2 separate regions of the Homo sapiens genome follow, and region 1 is linked to region 2. A link is an interaction called in ENCODE POLR2A ChIA-PET data of the cell type or tissue named here. Cell type or tissue: Panc1. All regions are shown on one strand. Each heading gives the region's core, and the rest is flanking DNA. Links, peaks and the distances in the headings are about the cores only. Region 1 overlaps B4GALNT3 (beta-1,4-N-acetyl-galactosaminyltransferase 3). Region 2 overlaps NINJ2 (ninjurin 2).

The links. Peaks named below come from ENCODE experiments on the same cell type or tissue, not always from the same donor. Only the 100,000 strongest peaks of a DNase experiment are listed, where the experiment ranks them.
Region 1: POLR2A ChIA-PET joins it to region 2 with 10 read pairs; 3 of 35 experiments call an interaction of 5 or more read pairs at or near these places.

Annotation. Positions count from the first base shown.
Region 1 is chr12:533,584-544,466 of GRCh38, forward strand. B4GALNT3 (beta-1,4-N-acetyl-galactosaminyltransferase 3) reads left to right here. Exons shown (of 20, transcript NM_173593.4): 2 at 1,583-1,686; 3 at 2,635-2,712; 4 at 10,756-10,851. Among named protein-coding and RNA genes, the nearest start is that of B4GALNT3, 79 kb to the left of the region's middle. RefSeq lists enhancers at 852-1,351, 4,696-5,425, 5,426-6,155, 8,344-9,072, 9,073-9,801. In Panc1, for the core only: no CTCF peak of the experiment used is centred there; no DNase peak of the experiment used is centred there.
Region 2 is chr12:601,136-612,018 of GRCh38, forward strand. The region is part of intron 1 of NINJ2 (ninjurin 2); the gene reads right to left. Among named protein-coding and RNA genes, the nearest start is that of NINJ2-AS1, 24 kb to the right of the region's middle. RefSeq lists enhancers at 7,508-8,025, 8,026-8,542, 8,796-9,297. In Panc1, for the core only: no CTCF peak of the experiment used is centred there; a DNase peak (open chromatin) is centred at 9,256; H3K27ac peaks cover 3,396 bases.

The DNA of each region.
Region 1 (10,883 bases), core at 1,488-9,487, 67 kb before region 2:
AAAACCTGGGCCTGTGAGACAGGGGAGCTCTCTGTTCTGATCCTGCCTGCGGAACAACCAGCTCTGTGACTTCAGACTCGGAGCGCTCTTTCCCTATCTGTGAAATGGGGTCATGGAGCTGGCCTCTCAGGAGGTTCTTAGAAGGTTCAGATGAAATCACGCCTGTGGGACACTCAGTAAGCCGAAAGGGCCCACACAAAGCATAATCATGTAAGAAAAGCACTCTCACCCCACACCTGCATTTCAGCGTGCAGCCCCTGATCCCACCCCTCCCCAGGCCTGTTACAGAAACACTCGTGCATAGCGTGGGTGGCCACCTTCGGTGAAGCCCATATTCGTGGGTGGTGCTCTGTGTTCTGTGTCTGCGTGGCTGTCTGTGTCTCTGCTGGTGCTCACGTAGGGGTTCCTCTGTGACACTTCTGCCTACTGTCGACTCTTGGCTCCCAGGGGTCGGGGACTGTCAGGCTAATTCCGTCTAAGCAGTGCCCAGCGCAGCATCCTGGGGACATCGTGGTGAAGCTGTTGAGGGAAAGGGGAGCTCAGTGGAAATCCGTGGCACACTGGGGTCCTAGTCTTAGCCTTGCCACTACTTGCTAAGTGAGCCTTGATCAGCCATTTGACCAGTGTGGGTCCCATTTTCCTCACTTGAAGGGAGGATGAGGTGATCTCAAAAGCCTCTTTCGCTTCCAGTGGTCTACGGTTCTGGTTTGTGACTAACAGTGGTTTGGTTCCACTTATCCAAAGCCCAGCAATCTCCTCTGAGATGGGAGTCCCAGCCCTCGGGAGTGTCAGCAGTGGCCGGCCGCCGGACTGATTCTCCCCGGCCCTCACCCTGGTGCAGCCCCTTGCCTCCTGACTTGTGAATGCGCGTGCACCCCCCAGTTTCCTGTTCCCTCCCTCCCTCTCGCCATGGTTTGGCTTTTTGCCTTCCCAGGTGCGTGTAAGCCAACCTGGTCCAGAGCCTTCAGGGTACAGACAGCGTCAGCCACACGCAGCCTCCCGGTGACTCCAGTAATAGCAGGGCCTCTGATCTTGTATCTCCAGTGGTTTATACCTTTGTTTGACAGACATCACATCCCAGGCCCACTCTTTCCTGCCTCTCTCAGCTCCGGCTCTATCCAGCAACCCAGTGATCAGTGGTAGGGGGTCCCCACCCATTAGTAAGCCTCTGCTGTTCCCCGGGCTCAGGGCACAGAAACTGAGCAGGAAGGGAAGAGTGTACCGCCTGTCACGACCATCTCTCCACGGCAGCTCTCGGGATAAATTGGCCTCCAGAGGCAGCCGGGGGAGAACGAGCTGGTAGTGGGAGGCCCGTGGTCCAGGCTCACCTGGACTGGCTCCTTCTCTGGTTTCTGGAAGGCGGTGACTGCTGATGGGATGTAAGCTCATCTCCTCTCTCTGCCCTGTGGGCCTTGGCCAGTCTGCAGCTATCTCCTGCCCCCAGCCCAGCCCTCTTCCCACCCACCCTCTGAAGAGAGGTGAGAAGGGAAGACGGTTCCCTCCATTAACCTCCCAAATCTTTTAGGTGTATGAGGTTTCCAGGTTACGCTGACCTGAGGGCTCCTCTCTTCCCCTTCCACAGGGTACGGCAGCTGGAGAGAACTGGCCAAGGCTCTGGCCAGCAGGAACATTCCAGCTGTGGATCCACACCTCCAGTTCTACCATCCCCAGAGGCTGAGCCTCGAGGTAGGTGACCAGCCAGTCCATTGTCCCTGCTGATGCCTTAACAAAGGTCCGCAGGTGCTCTGCCCAGTTGCCTTAAGGGTAACCTCTGCTACTCTGGGAGGAGAGGCAGAGGATAAACAGCCCCCAGAGTCCTAGTCTGGCCTCAGGACCTCCTAGCTGAGCCTTAGAGATGTCCATCCAGCCTCCTCAAAGCCAGTAAAAGGAAACTTTTACTGGGGCTGCCACTGGGCCTGGTTTTCTGGTGTCTGCCCTCGTTCCCTAGTTCAGTTTGCCCGTGCCGGAACCACTCCGGGCCTGCGACCTCCATCACCAGTGGCATGTGGTGCCTCTCACTAGGGTGAGGGCTGGGCTGTGCTGTGCTTGCTGCTGAGATCAGAGGTGACGAGGTGGATGGACACCCCTCCCTGCCCGTAGCTGGGAGTACAGACTTGTGGTGGAGCATTTGCCTGCAGTGCTTCTTGAACCAATGGTCCCTAAGGAGGCAGATTAGAGAAACTGGGGTCTAATTCATTCAGGAGCCCCAAGGCTGAGCCTAGAACAGACATGGATTCCAGAGCTGGACCAGAGCCAAACTGAACCTGTGGACCTGCACAATAGGGAGGGTTTGGTGGTGTCCCTGAGGGGCTCCCACTTGTTGGAACCCAAATCTATACAGCTGGGGGATAAGGAGGAAGAGGGAGCCGAGGTCCCTGCCCTCAAGAGGTCCTGACCTAAAGAGGGTAAACTGCTTTCCCATATGGGGAGGACAGAAAATTCAGAAAAGTGAAGGAACCCGAGGAGCAGGCGCTGATGAAACTATGGAGATGTATTCCCAGGACATGGTGTGAATGACAGACGGCAGCGTGCTCCGAGCCGACGCCTCCTGGGAGCAGGCACTGTGCCTCCTGTCCTGCCCGTAGCTTCTCATCCTAATATTCCTACCAACTTCGTTCTTCATTCTTCCCCTAGGACCACGACATTGACCAAGGGGTGAGCAGTAACAGCAGCTACTTGAAGTGGAACAAGCCTGTCCCCTGGCTCTCAGAGGTGAGGGACTTTCTATTGTACCTGCCCTTTGAGAGAGCTAAAAAATAATGTTTACAGATAATTCCAGAGATCACAGAAAACTTTCTACTAGGGACCTTCTACCGTACCTACTCTTTGAGAGAGCTAAAAAATAATGTTTATGGATAATTCCAGAGATCACAGAAAACTTTCTACTAGTGAATTAAAAAAATTTTTAAATTATTTATTCAGTTAGTTTTTTGTTGTTGTTGTTTTTAGAGAAGGGGTCTCACTATGTCGGCCAGGCTAGTCTCAAACTTCTGGGCTCAAGCGATCCTCCAGCTTCAGCCTCCTGACTAGCTGGGATTACAGGTGGGCATTACTACACCTAGTTTAGTGATTTCATGAAAATTTTTCACTCCACGCGTTCCAGGTTGATTCAATTTCTCTCTTTAGAGAAGGAACAATCACATTTGCCAAAGGCCTACTGTGTGGCAGGCTTTGTGGATCATGTCATCTCAGCTTTGCGACCCTGTGGAATAGTATCATTATCCTCATTTTATAGGTGGAAAAACAAGGCTCAGGAAAGCTACAAGACTTTCATGGCCATGCCAATCCCCAGTCTTAAAGATAAGCATCCCAAACTGTCTTTCTTGGGCCACTATCTTAAATCCCATAAGATATTCCAGGAAGAAAAGAGTCCATTGTTAAATAAGCTTTTAAAACTATAATATACTACCTTGCCTTCCTGGAAATGTACATTAGCATATGAAAGAGTATGAGAAGTTCTGCAGCCATCTGTTTAACTTGGTTTAGCTCAGCATGTCTCAAACTGAATTGCTTTTTTCCATGAAATGCCTATTATACTCTATGAAACTAGTGCTCGAGGATCCATAGAAATGCTGTAACGAACATGCACTGGGAAACTCTGCTTTAGAAAACTTACAGGAAGCAGTTAAATGAATAAAAGTTATCAGAACCATCATAATATCTTTCATTTTTACAGGCTTTGATAGATTGTGTGTCATCTTTTGGTTTTTTATTTTTTAGAGACAGGGTCTTGCTTTGTTTCCCAGGCTGGAGTACAGTGACACAATCATAGTTCACTGTATCTTTAACTTCTGAGTAGCTAGGACTACAGGGATGTACCACCGTTGCCTGGCTAATTTTTAAAATTAATTTTTATAGAGACAGGGTCTCACTATATTGCCCAGGCTGACCTCAAACTCCTGGCCTCAAGCGATCCTCCTGCCTTGGCCTCCCAAAGTGCTGAGATTACAGGCATGAACCACCATACTTGGCCCCAGATTCTTTTTCTTTTGGTGAAGAAACTGAGGCTCAAGGAAGTTAATTAACATACACAAGATTACCTTGAGTAAATAAATCGTTATGTCAAGATTTCCGAGTAGCACGGTGCTTTGGGGATGAAAATTTTAAATTTGAGTTTCCTATTTTACAACTTGTTTAGAACCCAGCGTCTTTAGTCTCGAGGCCCTGCGGACACAGATTACTTTTCTTGGCTGGGTGGTACGGGCTAGCTCATTGTCTTCATCCATACCTATCATAGGTGGAGCTCTTCAGCCTGGGTGGTTTTATTTGGAATCCACCCACTTGCTCTGGGGCAGGAGTGAAGGAGGCAGTATTGTACTGAATGTGACGTTAGTTATCCACACTGTGAAACTACCTCCTTTTAAAGCCCTGGGAGAGGATGGATTACAATGCTGGCACACCTGCACTAGATGACATCACCAGGTAATTATGCCCCGCCCTACCTGGAGATAGTACTTTGAAAAGAACTTGCTTTACAGATCATTTGGTCTGGTGATCCAGCCTTCTCTCCTTTAAGGATAGCATGGATCCTTTTTCTTAATAAACCAATTATTTTGAAAGCTTATAGCGCCATAACATTCTACATTTATTAATAATTAATTTATCCACTTGTTTTTGCCAATCAAGGCCATATGTATAAACATATAATGAAACAAAAACAGTGAACAAATAGTAAACAGTGATCAAAATTGGGCTGGGCTTGGTGGCTCAAGCCTGGAATCCTAGAACTTTGGGAAGCCGAGGTGGGAGGATTGCTTGAGCCCAGGAGTTCCAGACCAGCCTGGGCAACATGGTGAGACCTTGTCTCTACAAATAATAAAAAAAAAATAGCTAGCCGTGGTGATGCACGCCTGTGGTCCCAGCTACTTGGGGGGCTGAGGCGGGAGGATTGCTTGAGTGTAGGCAGTTAAGGCTTCAGTGAGCCGAGATTGTGCCACTGCACTCCAGCCTGAGTGACAGAGTTGAGAACCCCATCTCAAAAAAAAAAAAAAAAAAAAAGAAATATTGGCTATTTTAGTAAGTGTGTATGGCCTTTTGGTGGTAAATGACTGATTTCCATTTTTAAATACTAAAAATAGCTTACAAAATATTCATTACAGTCTTCATGGATGTTCAGGGGTTCACTGATCCAATCCTCTTATTTTATCAATGAGGAGAATAAGGAAGGAAGGTCCTGGAGAGGCCAAACCACACGCAGTCACACAGCTGCATTATGGTGCCAGCTGGCATCCAGCCCAGCCTTGCAGTCTCGCCACATTCTGGGGACTTCTGTTCCCATCCCCTTGCCTGTCCTTGGCCAGCAGGAAGTTCCCAGGTTAATAATACACATCGTTTATTGAGCATCTACTACTGTCCGGGAGCTGTCAGGTTGTTCTGTTATCCCTCTTCCAGATAATGGCTCAGAGAGGTCAGCTCAGGGTCACAGAGTTAGTGCAGGGCCCTGCTAAAGGTGAGCAAGGGCAGGAGATGAGAAAGATGACGATGGCCTCCTCTTTCACTGTTTCCCTGCCCCGAGCTTTGGCTGGCAGCCCAGGGTCTCTGAGGCCAGAAGTCACTCCGGAGACTCAGCAGCCTCAGACGTTTTACTTGGTGCACCAGAGGCTGACTGATCAGATTGGATGGCTAGGGGCCTGGGCTTCATGGAGTGACTGTTTCAAAACTTGTTCACACCAACACTGATCACAAGACGCTCATTAACAAACCCCAGTGCCAATCTGTTCATGTGTTGGTAAATACACTGCTCCATTCACCAAAATGCTATGTCTGCCAGCCAGGCCACTCCCCAAACCCAAGATAGTTACAAGAAAGAAATTTGGTGAGTACAAAGTCAGATCAAAGCAAGTGAGATCAGAGTTCTCGTGGGTTGTTCACACAGGCTTTGAGAAGGCAGTGTCTCTCTTTTGTGGACAGAGCTGTGACACAGACTCCTTCCTGTTCTCAGCCTTTCCTTTAAAAAAAAAAAAAAAAAGAAAGAAACAGCTTTATTGAACTGTAATTCACATACCATACACTTCACCCATACACTTCGTTTAAAGTGTACAATTCAAGGCTGGGTGTGGTGGCTCACACCTGTAATGCTAGCACTTTGGGAGGCCAAGATGAGAGGATCGCTTGAGGCCAGAAGTTTGAGACCACCCTGGACAGCATAGGGAGACCCCATTTCCACTAAATAGAAAAATGAGCCAGCTGTAGTGCCGTGTACCTGTAGTTACAGCTACTTGGGCAGCTAAGGAAAAAGGATTGCTTGAGGCCAGGAGTTTGAGGCTGCAGAGAACCATGATTGTGCCACTGCACTCCAGCCTGGGCAGCGGAGTGAGACCCTGACCTTAAAAATAAAATAAAATAAAATAGATCGAGTACCTCGAAACTCTGAACAGGACATAGGAGTTCCTGGTGTGTAGGAACCGGTGACCTGATCACCCTGCTGTGTTCCTCCGGGGGAGGCCCCACTGCCGCATGAGTTAGAACTGAACCACTAGCCAGGTACCCTTGGTCTTGCGAGTTTGACTCTGGTTGAGTAGCAGAGGGTATAGCGGAAGCAGAGGGCCAGTCAGCACTCATGTCCTGCGATGGGCTTCCGAGTGCTCCTGGAGGAGGCTGACGGTGCCTGCCTTCGTGCGCCTCTGAACCTCGTACCTCTGCCAGAGCCCCTGGCGCAGGTGACACCCTTTTGTTTACATGTCTGCCTCCTTTGAGGACCAACCTCTCTTTCATCTTTAAGGGGTACAGTGCAGACACTCAGTGCTAATAGAATGGAGGAAGATACTGTTCTGGGCTTAGCTCCTCCAAGCGTTTGTTCATTTAAATAATTAGGATGTGCAGGGAACACAGGGGAGGGAGCTGTTCCCTCTGCCTGGGGACGTCATAGAAGGCCTCGGAGAGAACTATTTGAGAAGAGCTTTGAAGGATGAGCAGGAGTTTGCCACGTAAGGAAGAAATGAATGGGCCTTCTAATCAGGAAATTGCATTTGTAAAAGCATGGAGAAGGGAAACAGCATGACGATTTTGGCAAAGACAGGGTTTTGATGTGGGTGGAGCAAAGGTGTATGGCAGGGAGTGGTGTGAGGTGAGGCTGGAAAAGGTAGGTCAGACTCCGTGTGCTGGGTGAGGCTCTGTTCTGAAGCCTTCTGGGAAGCTTCAGAGGTTTTTTTTCTTCTTTTTTTCTTTTCTTTTTTTTTGAGACGGAGTCTCGCTCTGTCGCCCAGGATGGAGTGCAGTGGTCGGATCTCGGCTCACTGCAACCTCCGCCTTCCGGGTTCACACCATTCTCCTGCCTCAGCCTCCCGAGCAGCTGGGACTACAGGCACCCACCACCGCGCCCAGCTAATTTTTTGTATTTTTAGTAGAGATGGGGTTTCACCATGTTAGCCAGGATGGTCTCGATCTCCTGACCTCGTGATCCGCCCGCCTCAGCCTCCCAAAGTGCTGGGATTACAGGCGTGAGCCACCGTGCCCGGCAGCTTCGGAGGTTTTAAGCAGCAGAGTGACTTGGTCAGATCCGAGCTTTAGAACGAGAGTTCTGGAAGCGGTGAGGACTCCGTGTGGGGGAGAAGCTGAGATCCAGTTGGAGGCTCTGCTGCGGCCCAGTGAGGGCCCGGCAGGGCCGGTGGATATTCCTGTGTGACCCACACCCCTGCACGATGCCCTCCCCTCTCCCAAGGGTTACTTGCTGTGTGTCCTTGGGGAGTCAGTTTACCTCTCTGAGCTTCAATGTCCTCACCCTTAAAATGAGAGGGTTCCAACAGATATCTTCTCCAGCACTTCTGACTTTGGAAGTTTCAAAACCACCATTGGCCATAGACATGCTCTGGTGCTTGGAGTGACCAGTGCCCCTCCCTGGGCCTTAGTCACTGCTGGACAATGGAGCGAGTGGGCAGAGGGCAGGGCTGGTGTGCTGGAGTCCCACGTCCCTGCCAGATACAAAGTCTCCAAGACTCAGAGGGACACAAATCCTTGGGGGACGGGGTGGTTCTCATCCCAGGCCCAGGGAGGAAGAGGGTGCCTTCTGGCCCCTCAGAGACCCCCACCTACAGCCTGAGAGTGGGGTGAAGCATGGTTTGAGGGCTAGCCTAGTGCTGCACAAGGGCCTGGGCTTAGCCAGGTAGCTCCTCTTCCCACACTGCCAGCCTCTCTGCCTGGGGCTGCCTGCATCATCTGATGATCCCTTTGCTCAGGCAAGAAAGGCCCTGAGGGTGAGGCAGGAGTGGCCAGCCAGTGCCTCCCTCGGCCCTCCTCTCCCTGCCCAGTCCCCCCCCTCACCCCCCCCCACCCCCCCCCACCCCCCGGCCTCTGGCCTCCAGGCTGAACACAACAGGCTTCTCTGGTGGCATGCCCTCCCCCACTGCCCTCCCTCCTGGGATCTGTATCTCCTAGGGAGGGGGCAGAAAGAAGCCTTTGGAGGAGACAGCTGAGTCTTATAAACTGAACTTGAGGATTTTCCCCCAAAGTAGCACAATGTCCCCATTCTTTCCTTCCTTGAAGCCTTAACCCGCCACCCACCTACCCAGCCTACTTTCCCTCTCCCATCCGTTCCAGTCTCCCACTTCTGTTTCTGTGAGTAACGGCTGCTTCCCAAGGCCCACATTCCTGGCATTGACCAGGCCAGTGTGCCCCATTAGCGCCACACTCTGCTGCAGGGCAGGGAGAGACAGGTTCTCCTGCGTCTTTCTGGATCCAGCATTGAGGCAGTGTTCCCCAGAGGCTGCGCCCACCCCACCAGCCACACCTGGGACCTCGGGCACTCCTGTTGAGGAGTTATTCCCTGCCCCCTCCTCTCCCTGCCTGCCCATCCTCCCTCCTACAGATCTCTTGTAGAACTTGTGCCACTTCTTCTTATCTGGGTGTCCCCTCAGAGCTCCTAAGGGCAGCCCAGATTTTGCTATCTCGTGGGCATGGCGGGGAGGCCAGGGCAGGCTGCTGGTAGGGAGTCACCAGGCCCCACCTCCCACAACCTGGACAGAAGCCCTGGGGGAGGGGAGGACATGGGGTGATCCGAGGCCCACTGTCAGGATGATTGGCACAAAGTCCCCACACTTCCCCTCTCCTCTCAAATTTCCAGCCCTGCCACCCACTCAGAGTGCTGGCTCCTGCCTTCCCCCTTTCTGGGGAAGGGAGCCCTCTGCTCAGGGCCTCCAAGCCCAGTCCTGCAGAGGAGAAAGGGGTTCCAACCCAACTGGCACTGCCCCGAGGCTGTCCCAGGAGCAGCTTGCTCAGAATGAGTCTAGGAGGCCTCAGAGAGCTGTGGGAGACCAAGATGCTGGGAAGCCCAGATGGGCCCCAGCTCACTCCTGCAGTGCCTCCCAGCTGCTTCCCAAGGGGAGCCAGAAGCATGGAGACCACTGGGTAGATAAGGTTTCACCGGCAGACAGCTGTGGCGCTTTCCTCTCCTCAGGATCAGGGATGGGGAGGGGAGGAGAGCAAGTCTTTCCTGAAACCCCAGCCGGCTCCTCCTAGTTCCCTGTCCTCTCAGCTATTCTGTCACAACCATTGTCCCCGTTGCCTGGGGAATGAACACCAGCCCCCTTCCTGCATGGGAGGTCCAGGGAGAGTATGTGTGTGTGTGTGCATGGCCAGAGCAGACCTTGTCCCCAAGGCCAGGCCATGGGGTGAACATCAGCACCAGGTTCCTGAAAGAAGTGCTGGGTGCTGGGCTGGGAATGGGATAGAGTGGGCCGGACCCGCACAGTGAGAGGAGCACCGGCCCCTTTCTGCCCAGCCTCCCGGAGCTGAGGAGCTGGGATGGGCATGGGGTGGTCACGCTCCCGGAGCTGAGGAGCTGGGGCAGGCATGGGGTGCTCATCCTCCTGGAGCTGAGGAGCTGGGGCGGGCATGGGGTGCTCATCTTCCCGGAGCTGAGGAGCTGGGGCGGGCATGGGGTGCTCATCTTCCTGGAGCTGAGGAGCTGGGACGGGCATGGGGTGCTCATCCTCCTGGAACTGAGGAGCTGGGACGGGCATGGGGTGCTCATCCTCCTGGAACTGAGGAGCTGGGATGGGCATGGGGTGCTCATCCTCCTGGAGCTGAGGAGCTGGGGCGGGCATGGGGTGCTCATCTTCCCGGAGCTGAGGAGCTGGGGCGGGCATGGGGTGCTCATCTTCCTGGAGCTGAGGAGCTGGGACGGGCATGGGGTGCTCATCCTCCTGGAACTGAGGAGCTGGGATGGGCATGGGGTGCTCATCCTCCCAGAGCTGAGGAGCTGGGGCAGGCATGGGGTGCTCATCTTCCCGGAGCTGAGGAGCTGGGATGGGCATGGGGTGCTCATCTTCCCGGAGCTGAGGAGCTGGGGCGGGCATGGGGTGCTCATCTTCCTGGAGCTGAGGAGCTGGGACGGGCATGGGGTGCTCATCCTCCTGGAGCTGAGGATCTGGGGCGGGTGTGGGATGCTCATCCTCCTGGAGCTGAGGAGCTGGGGCGGGCATGGGGTGCTCATCTTCCCGGAGCTGAGGAGCTGGGGCGGGCATGGGGTGCTCATCTTCCCAGAGCTGAGGAGCTGGGGCGGGCATGGGGTGCTCATCTTCCTGGAGCTGAGGAGCTGGGACGGGCATGGGGTGCTCATCCTCCTGGAGCTGAGGATCTGGGGCGGGTGTGGGATGCTCATCCTCCTGGAGCTGAGGCTCTGGGGAGGGCATGGGGTGCTCATCCTCCTGGAGCTGAGGGTCTGGGGCGGGCATGGGATGCTCATCCCCCTGGAGCTGAGGATCTGGGGCGGGCATGGGGTGCTCACGCTCACTCACCACTGGCGTCTCCGCCCTGCAGTTCCGGGGCCGTGCCAACCTGCATGTGTTTGAAGACTGGTGTGGCAGCTCTATCCAGCAGCTCAGGAGGAACCTGCATTTCCCACTGTACCCCCATGTGAGTGCCTGAGGGCTGCCTTGCCCACCTCC
Region 2 (10,883 bases), core at 1,334-9,333:
GGAATAAATGCATGAACTGGGTTTGCATCCTCATTTAGAATGCATGTAACTAGGTAGCTGCTTTTTGTATTATTTACTATGAATTTAAAAATATATCTTTTTAAAAATTAACTTTAAAAAAATAAAACAGGCCGGGCGCAGTGGCTCACGCCTGTAATCCCAGCACTTTGGGAGGCTGAGGCGGGCGGATCAGGAAGTCAGGAGATCGAGACCATCCTGGCTAACACAGTGAAACCCCGTCTCTACTAAAAATACAAAAAAAATTAGCCAGGCGTGGTGGCGGGCGCCTGTAGTCCCAGCTACAGGGGAGGCTGAGGCAGGAGAATGGTGTGAACCTGGGAGGCGGAGCTTACAGTGAGCCAAGATCAGGCCACTGCACTCCAGCCTGGGCCACAGAAGCAAGACTCCGTCTCAAAAAAAAAAAAAAATAAATAAATAAAACAAATAGCCAGGTGCGGTGGCTCACGCCTGTAATCCCAGCACTTTGGGAGGCCAAGGCAGGTGGTTCACCTCAGGTCAGGAGTTTGAGACCAGCCTGGCCAACATGGCAAAACCCCATCTCTACTAAAAATACAAAAAAATTATCTGGGTGTGGTGGCGGGTGCCTGTAATCCCAGCTACTCGGGAGGCTGAGGCAGGAGAATCACTTGAACCTGGGAGGCGGAGGTTGCAGTGAACCAAGATCATGCCAAGGTGGCAGTGAGCCAAGATCAGCCTGAGCGATAGAGTGCGACTCTGTGTCAAAAAAATAAATAAATAAAATAAAATGATTTCCATGGGAATAAGAGAGTAGAGTCTGACCCAGTTTATTATCTGTCTGACTTGATACACACCATTTTAAGGTACTGACATCCCCAGATGAAGCCAGTAGCAATCCCTTAATTAAATAACTATTCAATTAAGAACAGCTGTGTCACTTCAGACGCAATGTCCCGTGTGGTGATGACTGAGGAACCCCATGCATAAGGTACGCTGGAGGCTTCCACACTCAATGGGGATGACACTGGAGAACTGCAGACTGAGCCATAATCCACACACCACACAATTCACCTATTTAAAGTGTACGGTTCAGTGGCTTTTAGTATTTACAGAGTTGTGCAAACATCATCACAATCCATTCTAGAACATTTTCATCATCCCCAAAAGAAACCCAGTGCCCATCCCTTCCTTATCCCCAGCCCCAGCCTAGGCAACTACTAATCTACTTTCTGTCTGTATCGATTTTGGATAGTTCCTGTCAGTGGGATCACATACTCTGTGGTCCTTTGTGTTGTTCATTTAGCATAATGTTTTCAAAGTTCATTCATGCTGTAGCATGTTTCAGTACTTCGTTTCTTTTTATCATTGAATAGATATTTCATTGGATATACATTTTGCTTATACATTCCTCAGCTGATAGGAATTTGAGTTGTTTCCACCTTTTCACTATTATAAATAATGCTGCTGTGCACATTGGTTCATTGTGTGAATGTATATACCTAGGAGTGGAGTTAATTGCTGGGTCATACCGTACCTCTGTGATTAGCTTTTTGAGGAACTGCCAGACTGCTTTCCAAAGTGGCTGCACCATTTTGCATTCCAGCCAGTAAAGTAGGAGATTCCAGTTTCTCCTCATCCTTACCAATACTTGCTATTACCTGCTTTTTTGAAAATAACAGTCCCCTAATGAGTGTAAAGTGCTGTCTCATTGTGGGTTTTCTTTTGCTTTATTTTTTGAGACAGGGTCTCACTCTGTTGCCCAGGCTGGAGTGCAGTGGTGCCATCATGGCTAACTGAAGCCTGGACCTCCTGAGCTCAAGTGATCCTCCCACCCCAACCTCTTGACTAGTTAGAGCTACAGGCACATGGCCACCATGCAAGCTAATTTTTAATTTTTTTTTTTGTAGAGATGAGATCTCACTATGTTGCCCAGGCTGGTCTTGAACTACTGGGCTCAAGCAATCCTTCTGCTTCCACCTCCAAAAGTGCTAGGATTTCAAGCATGAGCCACCACACTGGGCCTGTTTGCGGTTTTGAGTTTATATTTTCTTGCTGGCTAATGATGTTAAACATCTTTTCATGTGCTTATTGGCCATTTGTATATTTTCTTTGGAAAAATGTTTATTCAGCTCATTTGCCCTAAAATTTGATTATTTGTCTTTTTATTATAAAGTTGTAAGAGTGCTTTATATATTCTGTATACAAGTCCCTTATAAGATATATGATTTGTAAATATCTCTCCCATTATCTGGATTCTCTTTTCACTTCCTTGATGGTGCCATTTGAAACGCAACCTTTTTTAATATTCATGAAGCCCAATTTATTTTTCCTCTGTTACAGTGCTTTTGGTGTCATATCTAAGAAGGCTTTCCTGCATGACGGTTTACTTACATTTTGTTCTAAGAATTTTAGATTTTAGCTTTTACATTTAAGTCTATGATCCATTTTGAATTAATTTTTGCACATGGTATGAGGTAAGAGTCCAACTTTATTCTTTTCCATGTGGACATCCAGTTATCCCAGCACCATTTGTTGAAAAGACTATTCTTTTTCTTTTTTTTTTTGAGACGGAGTCTCAGCCTGTCACCCAGGCTGGAGTATAGTGGTGCAATCTTGGCTCAGTGCAACCTCTGCCTCCCAGGTTCAAGTGATCCTCCTGCCTCAACCCCCTGAGTAGCTGGGACTACAGGCACGCACCATCACACCTGGCTAATTTTTGTATTTTTAATAGAGACGGGGTTTTGCCATCTTGGCCAGTCTGGTTTCGAACTCCTGACCTCAAGTGATCTGCCTGCCTCAGCCTCCCAAAGTGCTGGGACTACAGGCATGAGTCACTGCGCCTGGCCAAAAAGACCATTCTTTCCCCCGCTGAGTCGTCATAGAATTGGTGTATATGTCTGTCCTTACGCCAGCATCACACTGACTTGATTACTGTAGCTTTGTAGTAAGTTTTCCTGTTGGGACGCGTGAGTCCTCCAGCCTTCTTTTTCAAGATCATTTGAGCTATTCTGGGTTCCTTGAAATTCCGCACAGTTCTAGGATCAGCTCTGCAAAGTCTGCTGGGGTTTTGATGGGAACCGCATTAAATCTGTAGACCAATTTGGGGAGTATCGCTATCTTAACAACAGTAAAGGGATTTTTTAAAGTATAAGCTGCGAGGACAAAATAGACTGGAAGAGGAAATAAGTAGAACGAGGAGTAGTAAATGAATGTCTTGGCCGAGCAATAGAGGCCACAGCCTGGCCGGGTGCGGTGGCTCACGCCTGTAATCCCAGCACTTTGGGAGGCTGAGGCGGGCGGATCACTTGAGGTCAGGAGTTCGAGACGAGCCTGGTCAACATGGTGAAACCCCGTCTCTACTAAAAATACAAAAATTAGCCGGGCGTGGTGGTGGGCACCTGTAATCCCAGCTACTCGGGAGGCTGAGGCACGAGAATCGCTTGAACCTGGGAGGCGGAGGCTGCAGTGAGCTGAGATGGCGCCACTGCTCTCCAGCCTGGGCGACAGAGCGAGACTCAGTCCCAACAACAACAACAATAGCAAAAAAAGCCACAGCCTGATGCTTGCAGGAAGGAACCAACAGGATACGAGGAATCCAGGAAGGCACTGGGTGTGGGGACACAAGTGCAAGGGAGGTAGGGACGAGGTACAGACCTGAGATGGAGGACGGGCTGAAAGTCTACTTACAGAGCAGTTCAACCCTCCGACTCCTTCACCACCCCTCAAAGCCTGTTGACAGATCCTCCCCAAGGCAAGTGACCAGAGGTTTGTTATTTTCCAGAGCAGTGCTCTTGCGGTGTGGTCCAGGAACTGGTTTAGGTCCACAAACTGTTAGTGGCCCCAGTAAGATAAGTACAGGAAGCAAGAATATGTGTTTAGGATTTTCACGGAAATTTGACGTTGCCTCAGCACTCAGTGTGTGATCAGTGGGTTCTCCTGGCTGAAGGATAGAGGCCAGTTTGGATGTCTGAACTCCCAGAGTGAGGCATGTGCCGTGTGAGATGCGGCCTACTCATGCCCAGCAGGACCACGTACATGTCCCTGACAGAATGGGAGTTTCAAAACTCCGCCTTCCCCACAGATAGTCTGCAAAGTGCTGCTCTAGAGGCTGGCAGGCTCGGCTGTGCATCATGGGGAGAGGGTTGAGGCAACTGCTGAAAATCTGCATTCAGAACACTGGGACACCCAGCTGTCCTCCCACTTTCATTCCTGAAAACTGGCAACTAGGCTTATACCCTTCCCCAACACCTATCCCCAGACAGAAGTCCAGATGATTCCTATCGGAAAAGACTACCTTGGGGCTGGGAATAGCGCATGTGCCTGTAGTCCCAGCTATTTGGGAGGCTGAGGCCGGAGGATCGCTTGAGCCCAGGAGTTCGAAGCTGCAGTGAGCTGTGATTGCACCACTGCGCTCCAGCCGGAGAGACAGAGCAAGACAAAAATAAAAAATAAAAGAGATGACATAATCTAGAGAGACAACATTAAGACACTGACATCTGGAGTCCACTCAGCAAAGAAGCTAACACCCACCCTACATTTCTGCATTGAAGCTCCCCAGCAAACAAGCCCTACCCATGCAGATAAAGCTTCACATAACCTGGAAGATGAGGGGTTTTGGGGTTTGTTTTTCGAATGGGTTCTATATTAATATGGTTCGGAACTCAAAAGATTCAAAAGGTACAATGAAAAGGTCCACTTTGTCCTTCACAACTTAGCTCTCCTTCCAGTAAGCTTTTTGGTGCCTCACTGTTTAATATACACAGAAAGCCTACATGAAAGATGGAGACCAAAATAAAGAAATAAGAGAAGAGACAGAGAGAATGTAGGGAGCAGAAGAAAAGTGCAAAAAAGGAAAAGAATAACATCTGCAGAGAAAAAAGAGAAGCTATTCCATCAATGTAATAAGAACTGTGTCTTATTTTAGTTTATTTATTATTTTTAAAAATTATTAATAGAGATGTTGCCCAGGCTTGTCTAGAACTCCTGGCCTCAAGCCATCTGCCTGCCTCAGCCTCCCAAAGTGCTGGGATTACAGGCATGAGCCACCTTGCCCAGCCAATATTCTATTTCAAAAAGGAATATTCGGAAACCAAAGAAAAGAGAACTCTTGGAAACTAAAAATATGAAATTAAAAATATAAAAATTAAAAATTCAACTTAAGATAGAGAAACGTTTATAAAATCTCATAGAAAGTAGAACAAAAAGATGATAGAGATAAAAAATTAGATACAAAAGACAAAACTAAAGGATCACATCAGAAGATCCAACATCCTAACACTGAGAGTTCAAGATGGGCTGAACAAAGAAAAGAGAAAGGCAAAAATTATTAAATAAACAATTCAGATGTTTTTTCTAGAGCAGAAAACATCAATTTTGGGGTCAAAAGGACTTACCAAGTGCCCTATATAATGAATGAGGAACAACTCACCCCAAGCCACATCATTGTCAGCTTTTGGAACTGGAGGTCAGAAGGAATCTAACAACTTCCAGACATGAGCTCCAGAGGACAGAGGAGTGAAATGGCACTCGATGTCACAGCAGCCACACTAGAAGCTACAATTCTATACTCAACCCACTAGCAATTGCGGGAAGACGGTTTAGGTAAGTTAGTCCACAAAAATTGTCCTTCCTTTGCTCACTTTCTTAGGGAGTTACTGGAAGGTGTGCGCCACCAAAATCAAGGAAGAAGACAAGGAACCCACAGGACTGTGGGCCGAGTTGCTTTGGCACTAAGCAGAACAGAGGGGAAAGGAAGAAAGAGTGGAGCAAAAGAAGGGAGGGAGAGAGGACGACGCTTTGAACTGGGTGCATGGAGAAAGCAGTCAGGAGACCAAGAGGTTCCTCCTGGCATTTGAATCCCCGGCCCCAACTCTTCCGGAGGCCCGGCTGCAATCCTGTCCTTTGGCTTTGTGAGACACCAGATACCCTTGTAATAAATTCCACTTCTTATTTAACTAGTTCACATTGCATTTCAGTCACTTGCAACCAAAAAATTTCTCCTGATATATTGCTACTCAAGGTATTAGAACCTGGGAGCTTGCTGGAAATGCAGAACCTCAGGCCTCCCCCAGATCTACTCAACCAGAATCTGCATTTTAGCAGGATTCCCAGGTGACTTACAGCCACATCAGAGTCTGAGAAGCACTGTCCTGATATATCCACCTTGCAAGGTAGGGTGGCGAGCATATTAGGGATAATAGGTAAAATATTTGACTACATAGTAGGTACTCTGTAAGGGATGATGATGATGATGATGATGATGATGACGACTGGAGTAGAAATACTTCGGAATTACAATCTCAGAAAGAGTTCCTGGGACCATGGCAAATGGTGGCTTTGCACCAAATTACAAAAGCAAGCACACAACCAAAAAGACAGAAAGCGCAATATCCCAAGAAACAGGTTCAGCTCTACTCCAGGAGCCTGTTGGGTTACTCAGCCCAGGTGTTGACATAGGAAAGCCATTAAGAAAACCCTTCTCAGGTGTGGCCATTGGCTGTGAGTGAGTGATTGACAGTCAGATCCGGTATGATGCTTGGCTGGGGGAATGCTGAGCTAATGCCACCTTTCTCAGTAGAGCAAGCATTCTGCCCCAGCACTCAGGAAGTAGGTCAGGAGGAGATATCCTGTGTGAGCAGCTCCAAATTGCTTTTTCAGGCAGAAACCTGTGGCCCACAGGACTGGGGGTGGAAGGGGAATGGGGATGAGAGGAGGCTGGGGGCCTGCTGCGGGGTGGAGATAGGAAATCACGTCCTCATTCTTGGCAGGAGCAAAGTTGCCTGTCACATAGTTTTCCTGGCTCCAGTCCTTTGGCCATCAGCCACCGTCTTTGTGCTGGGGGTTCCGTTGACTTTCCAGTGCAAGCCAATTTGATGGAAGCTGGGGCTTAAAAGGAAATGTGCGCTTGTAGGAGCTGGTGTTCCATCTGGGCCCTCGGTGTGCTGTGGATGGATGGAGGATGAGTATCCAAGGTCTGGATCTTCCCTAGGAGCTAGCGGTCATTGTTTTCGAATTGTCCACCAATTACGTGGCACTGTACTCAACCCTTAAGAGTCTTTACCAAGCACACCAGCCCTCCAAGAATTTATATGCTAGAGTCCCCAGTCCTTTAGACTATCTTTAGGAATCTTATCCTATTCAGCAACAACAAACTCTACCATCATCCAACGGCCGTCCTTGTGAAGGCTGACCATAGTAATCAACTCTGCAGCCACCACTACAGCAATAAAAGCCTAATGTTACCCTTGAATAATAGCGAACACTTAATAATGTGCTTATTACCGGCCTGGCACTTTTCTAAGTACATATTTTAATTCATCTACTTCTCACAGCAACTTCATGAGGTCAAATACAATTGCAGTCCTCATTTTACAGATGAGAAAGCTGAGACATAAATGAGACATTAAATGAGATTACACAACTAGCAAATGGCAGAACTGGGAGTCAAACCCAGGCAATCTGGCTCCAGAGCTCCTGCCCTTTAGCCGCTGTACCCAAGCCGTGACACAGGGACAGCCTGGTGGGCAAGGGTCAGCCACAGTCCTCCTGCTAGCTAATCCCATCTCAGCCCTCACTAGCTAGCTGGCTTCAGCTAAATATGAATAACTCAGCAATGTGGTGAGGTGCAAGAGCTGAGGTGTCAGAGGAAAAGATCTGGATTCTACGTCCTGATGCTGCCACCTGGAAAAGAAGGACACTGATGCTGACTGAATGCAGAGCACGTATCAGGTCCATGTTTAATCTTCCCAGCTAGCCTGTGTGACCTGAGGCAAGTCACTGTCCCTCTCTGGGTCTCTGTTTTCTAATGTGGAAAGTGGACCAGGTGCTTTCTGGGTTGTTGTTGTTTAATTCAATCTAGGCAACACTCGCTCACAGAAGAATTCATGCACATACACGGCGCCACGCTAGGGGCTGTACGCACGCACGGCGCCACGCGCTAGGGGCTGAACGCACACGCACGGCGCCACGCTAGGGGCTGAACGCACGCACGGCGCCACGCGCTAGGTGCTGAACGCGCACGCACGGCGCCACGCTAGGGGCTGTACGCGCACGCACGGCGCCACGCGCTAGGTGCTGAACGCACACGCACGGCGCCACGCGCTAGGGGCTGAACGCGCACGCACGGCGCCACGCTAGGGGCTGTACGCACGCACGGCGCCACGCGCTAGGTGCTGAACGCACACGCACGGCGCCACGCGCTAGGTGCTGAACGCACACGCACGGCGCCACGCTAGGTGCTGAAGGGGCCGCAAAGATGAGTAAAATGCAGAGCGGGCCTTCGCAAGGCTCACAGCCCAATTCTCTTTTCCATTTTGTAGTCCTTGTGAGCTGAGCAAGGCATTATCATCCTTTTATTTAAAACAATAGGGGAAACACCGGGCGCGGTGGCTCACGCCTGTAATCCCAGCACTTTGGGAGGCTGAGGCGGGTGGATCACGAGGTCAGGAGATCGAGACCATCCTGGTTAACATGGTGAAACCCCGTCTCTACTAAAAATACAAAAAAAATTAGCCGGGCGTGGTGGCGGGCGCCTGTAGTCCCAGCTACTCAGGAGGGTGAGGCAGGAGAATGGCGTGAACCCGGGAGGCGGAGCTTGCAGTGAGCTGAGATTGCACCACTGCACTCCAGCCTGGGCAACAGAGTGAGACTCTGCCTCAAAAAAAAAAAAAAAAATAGGGAAAACAACAACAGCAGCAATAGGGGACTTGTCCCAGCTACTGAGGAGGCTCAGGCAGGAGGATTGTTTGAGCCTAGGAGGTCTAGGCTGCAGTGAGTCATGATGGCACCACTGCACTCCAGCCTGGGCGACAGAGTGGCAAGACCCTGTCTTAAAAAAAAAAAAAAAAAAAGACGAAGGAGAGAAATAATGTTTGACCATGGAAGGTCACACATTTTTGTTGTAGCTAGAGCATGATCCAAGTCGATTCTGAGTCTGGGCCTCTTTCCACTCCCAGCTGTCCTACTAGCCTAATTCATCTGGCATCACTGGGGCCAAAAGCTACAAAGTCCATTTTGAGCTCTAACTTTGCAGAGTCATTTCCATCCTCCTGCCTTCCCCATCCTGACAAGTGCACATGCACACACACATTGCCAGACACCCAGCAGACACAGAATCAATGCTTTTGCGTGAGTGAAACAGCCCCTCTGGCAGCCCTCTTCACCTGCCCAGTCCCCAGTGCCCAGCACCCAGTGCTGAGCTGGTGAAGATCCCGTGGCCAGAGGCACACTTACCATATACATCATGACTCAGATCCCATTTGCTGACTTGGAACTGAAGCCTCTTGCCCCACCAAGCAATTACTGGAGAACAGGAAGTCTCAACGGAAAATGAGGTCAGCCTGGTGGCTGAGAGGAAAAGGGTCAGCGAGCACAGCCTTCTGCCCCCGTGGGTCCCCACAGCGGCCAGCCCAGGGCCCTGCATGCAGCAGATGCCCACCACAGCTTCACTGGTGGGTTAGCTGCTCTGAGCGACTCTGTTCAGCCCAGCCACAGGAGGGGGTTACCAGGCAGGGACTTAATATGTGGCTCTAGAGTCTGAAGGAGACAACTTCAACTCAACCTTGTTTAGCAGAACTGGGCTATGACAAGGACAACCACAGCACTGGAAATCTATTCTTTTTTTTTTTTTTTTTTTTTGAGACGGAGTTTCGCTCTTGTTGCCCAGGCTGGAGTGCAATGGTGCAATCTCGGCTCACTGCAACCTCTGCCCTCCAGGTTCCAGTGATTCTCCTGCCTCAGCCTCCCAAGTAGCTGGGATTACAGGCACCCACCACCATACCTGGCTAATTTTTTGTCTTTTTAGTAGAGACGGGGTTTCACCATGTTGGCCAGGCTGGTCTCAAACTCCTGACCTCAGGTGATCCACTTGCCTCAACCTCCCAAAATGCTGGGATTACAGGCATAAGCCACGGCACCTAGGCTGGACATCTATTCTTTAAAGAACTCTGTGTTACCAAATTCAGTTCTGCAATCTGTCCCAAGAACTTCCTTTTCTGTGCCCTAAGTTACGATAGAGGAAGAGGCACATCAACCCCAGGCCTGCCTGCCTTTCTTTCTTTCCTTCTTTTCTTTCCTCCTTTTCTTTCTTTTTCTTTCCCTCTTTCTTTCTTTCTTTTTCTTTCTTTCTTTCTTTCTCTCTCTCTCTTTCTTTCTTTCTTTCTCTCTCTCTTTCTTTCTCTTCCTTCCTTCCTTTCTTTCTCTCTCTCTCTCTTTCTTTCTTTTCTTCTTTCTTTCTTCCTTCTTTCTTTTTGTCTTGCTCTGTCACCCAGGCTGGAGTGCAGTGGCACGATCTTGGCTCATTACAACCACCACCTCCTGGGTTTACGCAATTCTCCTGCTTCAGCCTCCTGCATAGCTCAGATTGCAAGGGCACACCACCACACCCAGCTAATTTTTGTATTTTTAGTAGAGACAGGGTTTCACCATGTTGGCCAGGCTGGTCTCGAACTCCTGACCTCAAGTGATCTGCCTGCCTCAGCCTCCCAAAGTTGGGATTATAGGCATGAGCCACTGTGCCCGGCTCCCAGGGCTTTCTTGAAGTGGCATAAAAGTAAGAAAGGATTTTAGAAATCATTTAGTCTAAACTCCTCCTGGTTACACCTTTGGAAGCATTTCCCTGTAGATATTCTTCCCATACCCACCATACCTCTTTCTTGGCAATAAATAACCTGCTAGAAGTCAGAAGAGAGAAAAACTTCCATGAGTTTCCAGGAAGCGAGGCCATTATTACTTGTTGTAGGAGGTTGCCCCCCAATATCTATTTGACCTTCTTGCAGGATAGTAGAATATTTGACGGGATGCATGACCACTTAGCTAAAGTCAGCATTTCCCAATCCGTCTTGCAGCAGCAGGGCTGTATGACCAAGGTCTGGCTAATGAGAACTTAGCAAGAAGAATTGTGGCCC